Regions from separate parts of the Homo sapiens genome. Here regions 1 and 2 are each linked to region 3. A link is an interaction called in ENCODE POLR2A ChIA-PET data of the cell type or tissue named here. Cell type or tissue: MCF 10A. All regions are shown on one strand.

Region 1 (2,500 bases), 53 kb after region 3:
CCCCAACTTTTGTAAAATGTTTGAAGAGGTTTATTCTGAGCTAAATAAGAGTAACCATGGCCCGTGACACAGCCTCAGGAGGTCCTGAGAACATGTGCCCAAAGTAATTGGGTTATAGCTTGGTTTTGTACATTTTGGAGAGACAGAAATTATAGGCAAAGACATGAATCAATACATGTAAGGTATGGGGGTGGGGGGCAGGCATGGGGGCTTCCAGGACATAGGTGGATTCAAAGATTTTCTGATTGGCAATTGGTTGAAAGAGTTAAGCTTTGCCTGAAGAGTTTAAGTTGGCATAAAGAAATGTTTGAGTTAAGAAAAAAGGGGTTGTGGAAGCTAAGATTCGTGTTACCTAAATGAAGCCTCCAAGTAACAGGAGACTAGATGGTCTCCTTAAGAGAAACTAGATGGTAAATGTCTCTCATCAGACGGTATTATTATTATTACTATTTTTTTTTTTTTGAGACAGTATCTCGCTCTGTTGCCCAGGCTGGAGTGCAGTGGCATGATCACAGCTCACTGCAACCTCTGCCTCCAGGGCTCAAGCAGTTCTACTGCCTCAGCCTCCCGAGTAGCTGGGACTCCAGGCCCATCTCCTTTCTTCCTCCCACATGCAATCACACCTTCCTTTGCAGTTCTCTTCATGCTTGTCCCCTGCTCTTCGCCCCCACTGTCCCACTTTGGTTCAGGGACTGGCTGATTTCTTACCCAAGTGATCACACCTGCCAGCCTCTGGGCTCTCTTGGCCTTTCCTCCCCTCCAGTCCAGTACTGGCCCCTGCAGACTCACTCTTCCCAAGCACGGCTCAGATTGTGACTGCCCAAATTCAAAACTCCCACTGCCTGTGGATTAAAGTTCCAGCTCCAGCCTGGCCCAGTGACCTGTCTGATCAGCCCAGCTCCTGCCTCACCAACCTGTTTCCCACAACTCCCTTCTCACAGGCCGCCTTCTTGGCAGGCTCCTCCCCTAGTTCTCAGCCTCTCCTCCACCTGCCTCTGCCCAGCACTGTAGGCACTTTCCGTGTTCAGTCTGCTGAAATCCTGTCCTTGGAGATCCTCCACCTTTGCAGCTCCAGCAGCCTCCACCTCCTCGTACCTCTCACCTTCTCCCCAGCAGCCCAGCCCAGAGCCGCACCTAGGAGTTTTCCACTGCCCAAAACTGTCCCACCTAAACTCCCACTGGAAATGCTCCTCTCTAACCATGACTTGGAGCTGCTGCTTCTCTTACCATGTCATTCTCATGAGACCTGCTGCAAATCCACCTTCCCATCCTTAGCCAATGCCTGCCTGTCCTCCCGATCCACCTGCCTCCCAAGGGCTTCCTTCTTTTGCCCATCTGGGAGCCCACATTGTGCCTTTGCAATCGTGTTCAGCAGCTGCTCAGTGCTCCTGACTTCAGGCTGGCCCCACCCAAAGAGACTCTAGTGTCTCTAATTCTGCGTCCTGCTCTCGAGGGCTGCCTGGCACTGTTAGAGAGAGCTGCAGAGCCCAGCTGGTTGGTGTTGTTACCAAGTTATGATAACTTAATGCTGAGCCTCTCAGTGCTGCTGGGACAGCCTTTTCAGAAAATCTAGCCAGTTTCCTGTCTGTATCAATTCCCACAGCAGCTGTTCCCATCCTTTACCTCCTTCTCTGTTTCTTCAGCCCCTTCCCTTTAAGCAGCCATCTGACTTCTCATGAAAATCAATATTATCAGCTCTGTTTCGTCTTCTGTTCTCCACCAAATTTCTGGGGAAAGTAACTCTGTACTCCTTGCTCCCATATCTTCACCTTCCCCTTATCCCCTAACACACTGAAATCAGGGTTCATTCCCCTGTGCTAGTAGAAATGCTTTTTTCAGGGCCACTAGAGGCCTTGGGGTTAGCAAAGACCGTGACTACCTTGTATTGTCTACTTGGCCTTTTTCAGACATCAGATGTGGTGGGTTGCCATCTCCTTGAAGTCTCTTCTCCTTGAAGAGACACCTTGAGGGAGGGGAGAATGAGGGTTATACGCCTTTGTGAGGAATTGTAAATCTGAGTTTTAAGAGGTCCAGACTCTTGCAGTGTTTATATACATGTATATATGTATATATTTTTTTTTTGGCAGGAAGGTTTCCCATGAAGGGCATACCACTGGCCTTTCTTCTGGTGCTGCTGCACACGGCCACAGGTGTGGGTGACACTGATTTATGATCTCTTGTGCTGAAGGAAACTTCTGTATTTTTTGCCTCCCACATTGATTCTGAAGCTCCTGTTCATACCGAATGACTTATCCCTTGTTAGGGTTTAATAACATCACAATAGTATAAAGCTTTTCTGTTTACAGAGGAATTTTGCATTGAGTATCTCATTTGATTTGCACAATAACTCTGTGGGGTAATAAGGGCTGGGATTATTATCCCCACTTTACAGATGAGGAAACTGAGGCTTCACTGGGTTAAGGGACTTGCCTAGAATTTCCTGGGGATAAACGGAAGAATGTGACAGTGTTCAAAACCAACAGTCCTAGACTTTAGTTGC
Region 2 (2,500 bases), 60 kb before region 3:
CATTAAAAACAAATAGAAAATATAAACAGGGCACAGTAGCTCACACCTGGAATCCTAGCACTTTGGAAGGCAGAGGCAGGTAGAGTTCAAGATCAACCTGGGCAACATAGTGAAACCCTGTCTCTACTAAAAATACAAAAATTAGCCAGGCATGGTGGTGGGCACCTGCAATCCCAGCTATGTGTGAGTGTGTGAGGCTGAGATGGGAGAATCACTTGAATCCGGGAGGCAGAGGTTGCAGTGAGCGGAGATGGTGCCACTGCACTCCAGCCTGGGCAACAGAGTGAGACTCCTTCTCCGCCTAAAAAAATAAAAAAATAAAATTAGCCAGGTATCTTGGGGCATGCCTGTAGTCCCAGCTACTTGGGAGGCTGAGGTGGGAGGATTGCTTGAGCCTGGGAGATCAAGGCTGCAGTGAGCTGTGAGCATGTTATGGCACTCCAGCCTGAGTGACAGATTGAGACCCTGTCTCAAAAAAAAAAAAAAAAAAAGAAAGAAAGAAAAAGAAAATGTTGATCAGCAAAAGGAAGAAGTTACAGATCACTCATAATCCCCCTGCCCCAAAATTCATGTTTTGTTACACGTCTTTATTGGTTACCTATTGCTGCATAACAAATTATTCCCAAAATGTAACAGCTTAAAATAACACATTTATTATCTCAAAACTTCTGTGGATTGGGAATCTGGGAGCACTCTTCTTGGTGCCTTTGGCTCAGGATCACTCACAAGGCTGCAGTCAAGGTATCCCCTGGGGCAGCCATCGTCTCAAGCCTCCGCTGGAAGAGGGTGCATGTCCAAGCTTGCCCATGTGGCTGTGGGCAGGCCTCAAGTCTTCACTGGCTGTTGGCTGAAGGCATCAATTTCTTGCCATGTGGGTCTCCCCACAGGGCAATTCACAACATGGCGACTGGCTTTCCTGAGAGCAAGCAAACAAGAGCAGGCAAGAAGGTGCCCAAACAGGCCACCCCCTTTTTGTAACTTATTCATAGAAGTGACATCCCTTTATCTTGTGCCCTGCTGAATGCTTAGAGGTGAGTCACCAGGTCCAGCTCACTCTCCAGGGAAGGGGATTGCACAAGTTCTGAATACCAGGAGGTGGGGGTCATTGGGGACCGTATTAGAAGGCTGCCACGATGTCCTTCTTGTTACTCATCTTTTGTTGTTCTTACGTATTGGGTGGTAAATCTTCACCTGTGGAACTTTTTCCACAGATGCAGGGGCCCCTTTCTAGATTCTAGATTCTCCTGAATCAGGATCTCCTGAGAACCGCAGTTCTCTGTATGCTTATCTCTGAAAAGCTCCACAGGTCATTCTAATGGGAGCCAAGTAAGAGTCACTCAAAAGTGAGTATTTCCCATATGGATTACAACTGCATATATGTTTAGAAGCATTTTTTTTTCTTTTTATCCCCTCAAATAGTGTTGAACACAAATGTGTTCCAGGTGCTTGGTTCTCAGTGTGGGGCCATCATTTCCATTTCTCCTCAGGAAGCTGTGTTTTACGATCCCTTTGCAGGCAGAGCCCCACCAACCAGGCCTGGCGATCATGACATCCAATTCCAGGGGCTGCAGGGGAGCCCTTCCTTCCGAGTGAGCCACGAGGCTGCCTGCCCTGGTGTTTGGCTTCAGGCAGCTCTGACATCAATCTGTCATTCCAGAGGACACTTTTAGATGTAAGTCTGCTGGTGTGGGGACTTTATGAGAACAGGAATCCCTGGCTGTGAAATTGCTGGCATTTCATGATGTGAGAGAAGATTTACAAGCTCCATGCTGAGCTAGGCTCTTAACACAAGCCCAAGCAGTTACACAATCCAGCCTGCCAGGCAGGCAGAATGTGCAGGGAGCGGCAGGTGGGAGGAAGGGGAAGCTGCCACTTTACCATGCTCAGGACGCCTGGCCCTATCCAAACACCCACTGGGGGCTTAGTGCAAAGTTGCCTTAACTGTATTCACTGCAGCACGGGTCCCTCTGCAGATCTTAGTAAGCAAATGGGCAGTGGTATGTTGTGAGACTGTGGATTCAGAGAGGAAGGAATTTCAAAGGTCACTCTCTCCCGTCCTCTCCTGATGCTCCCCTCCCACCTTCCTAGCTAAAAGCTAACTCCTACTCCCCAATCCAAAGGAAACACAAGCATGCCCTCTCCCATAATCCTGTTCAATTTTTTTTTTTTTTTTTTGCATAACCCTATCTCTACTGTGTATGTATACATTTTAGTTTTTTCATGGCTTTTTTTTTGTGTGTATGTGTGTGTTGTTTATCTCTCCTGCTTGAATGTGAGCTTTCTAAAAGCAACAGCTTTGCCTGTCTTGTCAGTTTTACTTCTGGCATTCAAATCATTGCTAGACCTCAGTACATCCAGACATTGCTAGACCTCAGGCGCTGGCCTGTAAGGTCCTGAACGCCCTGCTTCCAGTATCCAAATATTCATTCATTCATTGAATGCACAGTTTTACCACTGTACCTGCTCAGGTCTCCTAAGCTTAGTGGTGGCCTCATCACAC
Region 3 (2,500 bases):
CCATGCCCTGCTAATTTTTTTGTATTTTTAGTACAGACGGGGTTTCACCATGTTAGCCAGGATAGTCTTGATCTCCTGACCTCGTGATCTGCCCGCCTCGGCCTCTCAAATTGCTGGGATTACAGGCGTGAGCCACCGTGCCCGGCATCTTTTTTTTGTTATGTAGAGACACTCTATCTCTCTGCCCTGTCCCAAGTCTAGTCCTTTAAAAGATAAAGCCTGGGTGCAGAGAAGTGTGTCTAGTCTGCTATCAGTTAATGTAAACAAAAGGACACATATTTATATTTGTGTATATATGCATAATCACGGTCCGGAAACAGACACAAGCAACTGATAATAGTGGTGACCTGTTTTAGAGTGGGGACGTGGTAGGTAGATGGGGACAGGAGTAGGAGGGAAACTTTTTCTGAATACTTTTGTATTCTTTTGACTTTGGAATCCGGTGCAAGTATTTCTTATTCAGTTTTTTTTTTCTTTAAATAACAGATAATCTGGGATGCCTGATTGGCTAATGTGAACTGGTGAGGCCATGTGGAGTGAGTGACTCACCTGCTTGAGTCAGGGCTCTGCAGCCTCCTACCCACCTGGGCCTCAGCTCCTCAGGTGTAAAGCTGGCTGGTCCCAGCCCACTTACCTTGCAGAGGGGACTCAGGGAGGCCCTCCTGCAGAGCCTGGCATAGGCCAGCACATGGAGGGTCTGTAGTAAACAGGGCCTCTCCCTCAGAAGTCATGTGGGATTTTAGGACCATTACAGTAAACTGTAATCTCGGTTTAGTGATAGCTGGTGCTCAAAGCGTGCACCTGAGCCTCATGTTGGTTTTCTGCTGTCAGTCACTTAAAACTTACACCATGGTTTTTTCCTCTTGTGAACTCCAGTATTTAAGGAGATTGGAAGCTCTGAATCTCTGGGTTTGCCTGGAAGAAGTATGTACTTTGCTTTGCCAGACCTGAGATGCTTTACAAATCATCTCGTCTGCCCAGTTCAGTGGAGTGAGATTAGAATAGGTCTAACATCCTTTGAAAACATAGGCCCATGGTGAGGTTTGCAGGTAACTGAGATCACAGCTGGCTCTGAAGAAAAAATGCAGCCTCTTGGGAGTGGCCAGTCCAGGTACCTATAATTGAGGAAGTGACCTGATTGGGGAGGTGACTTATTTACCCTGGGCAATTAAGAAGCATTTATTGAACACCTACTATGTGCCCTAGGCTCTGTGCTGTGGGGATGACAAGATGCATAAGGCTCAACTTCTCCTCCTAAAGTATTTACAGTGGGCTTGGGAAAGCAAGGCTTATGTGTGTAAAAAAAAAAAAAAAATTAAGTAACAGGAGATTTTCGCAACAGTTCAGCTCAATCATAGAAGAAAAACCACAAGGTAGTTCATGACTAATGTCCATCTGCCTGAAGGAGGCAGCGGTGGGTGTGGGGAGTGTTTTCTGTGGGCTAGGGAGGGCCTGGAAAGCTTCCTGGAGGAGGGAGCAGAGGTGGCGGCAGCAGCAGCATTTGATCTGGATCCTGATGGGTAGTTGCAGTGCAGATGGATAAGTTGGGAGTAAGAAGAGAGCATCTCTAGTGGGTGTTGAGGCCAAGAGAAATGGGGAATTGCCTGCTTTGAAGGTGGGCAGCGGGAAATGAGGCTAGGCAGGTGAGTTTAGGACAGATGCAAAGAGGCTTTAATGAGAGAGAGATTGAGTTGGAGTGTGTTTAACTTCAGAACAGGGATGGGAGGATGAAGGCCCAGGGTCTCACAGGGAACTCTTGTAAATCTCAGGAAGATAGGCAAGAAAGGGTCTAGCTCCAGGACATTTCAGTCTAGGCATCTCTAGCCTCCAGCCTCCTGGAGCCATTCTTTCACCATTGCTCTATGGGGACATTTTCTTCTTAGGCATTTTACATGTCTGCTCATTCATTCATTCAGCAGGTATTTATGAGCTCTTACTCTGTGGCAGGCACTGCTCTCAGTGCTGGGTTGCAGCAGGGAAAAAAACAAAACAAGATAACATCCCTTGCCACATTCCCAGAAGGGGAGAGGGACAATAAACAAGTGAGCTAAATGCGTGGGAGGCCAGGTGATGAGAGGTATGGTGGAGAAAATCAAAGCAGGGAAGGAGATGGTGTGTGCTGCATGGAGAGGGGAGCAGCTCGGGGAGGGCTGTAATTTTAAACAGAGTGGTTAGAGAAGGTTTCACTGACTCACCCTGTCACTGGGACTTTGGGAGCACAGGGAAGGAGGCAAGGCCAGATCCTACTGGGATCTTGAGCCCACAGTTGATCCTCTTCGACCTGTTGGGGGTCTTTGACTAGGCAGTAGGGAGTCTTTGAGTGCTCTTGAGCAGAGGAGTGACATGTGTGGGGAGATCTCCCTAGTGGCTTTGTAGGGGATAGGATATTGGCGGCTGAGACAGGGGAGCAGAGATTCAGGAGGAGATGACCACTGTAGACTAAAAAAGTCTACTCATTTGACACTTTCCTCACTGTGCTGCAAGCTCCACATCTGTAAAT

Evidence for each region. Peaks named below come from ENCODE experiments on the same cell type or tissue, not always from the same donor. Only the 100,000 strongest peaks of a DNase experiment are listed, where the experiment ranks them.
Region 1: POLR2A ChIA-PET joins it to region 3 with 17 read pairs; 9 of 35 experiments call an interaction of 5 or more read pairs at or near these places.
Region 2: POLR2A ChIA-PET joins it to region 3 with 46 read pairs; 5 of 35 experiments call an interaction of 5 or more read pairs at or near these places.

Annotation. Positions count from the first base shown.
Region 1 is chr11:12,178,278-12,180,777 of GRCh38, forward strand. All of the region lies in intron 3 of MICAL2 (microtubule associated monooxygenase, calponin and LIM domain containing 2), which reads left to right. Among named protein-coding and RNA genes, the nearest start is that of MIR6124, 16 kb to the left of the region's middle. RefSeq lists an enhancer at 463-1,337. In MCF 10A, no CTCF peak of the experiment used is centred here; a DNase peak (open chromatin) is centred at 954.
Region 2 is chr11:12,065,332-12,067,831 of GRCh38, forward strand. No RefSeq gene overlaps it. Among named protein-coding and RNA genes, the nearest start is that of LINC02989, 20 kb to the right of the region's middle. RefSeq lists enhancers at 605-1,804, 820-1,342. In MCF 10A, no CTCF peak of the experiment used is centred here; DNase peaks (open chromatin) are centred at 810, 1,040 and 1,790.
Region 3 is chr11:12,125,407-12,127,906 of GRCh38, forward strand. The region is part of intron 1 of MICAL2 (microtubule associated monooxygenase, calponin and LIM domain containing 2); the gene reads left to right. Among named protein-coding and RNA genes, the nearest start is that of MICAL2, 16 kb to the left of the region's middle. In MCF 10A, no CTCF peak of the experiment used is centred here; DNase peaks (open chromatin) are centred at 555 and 1,405.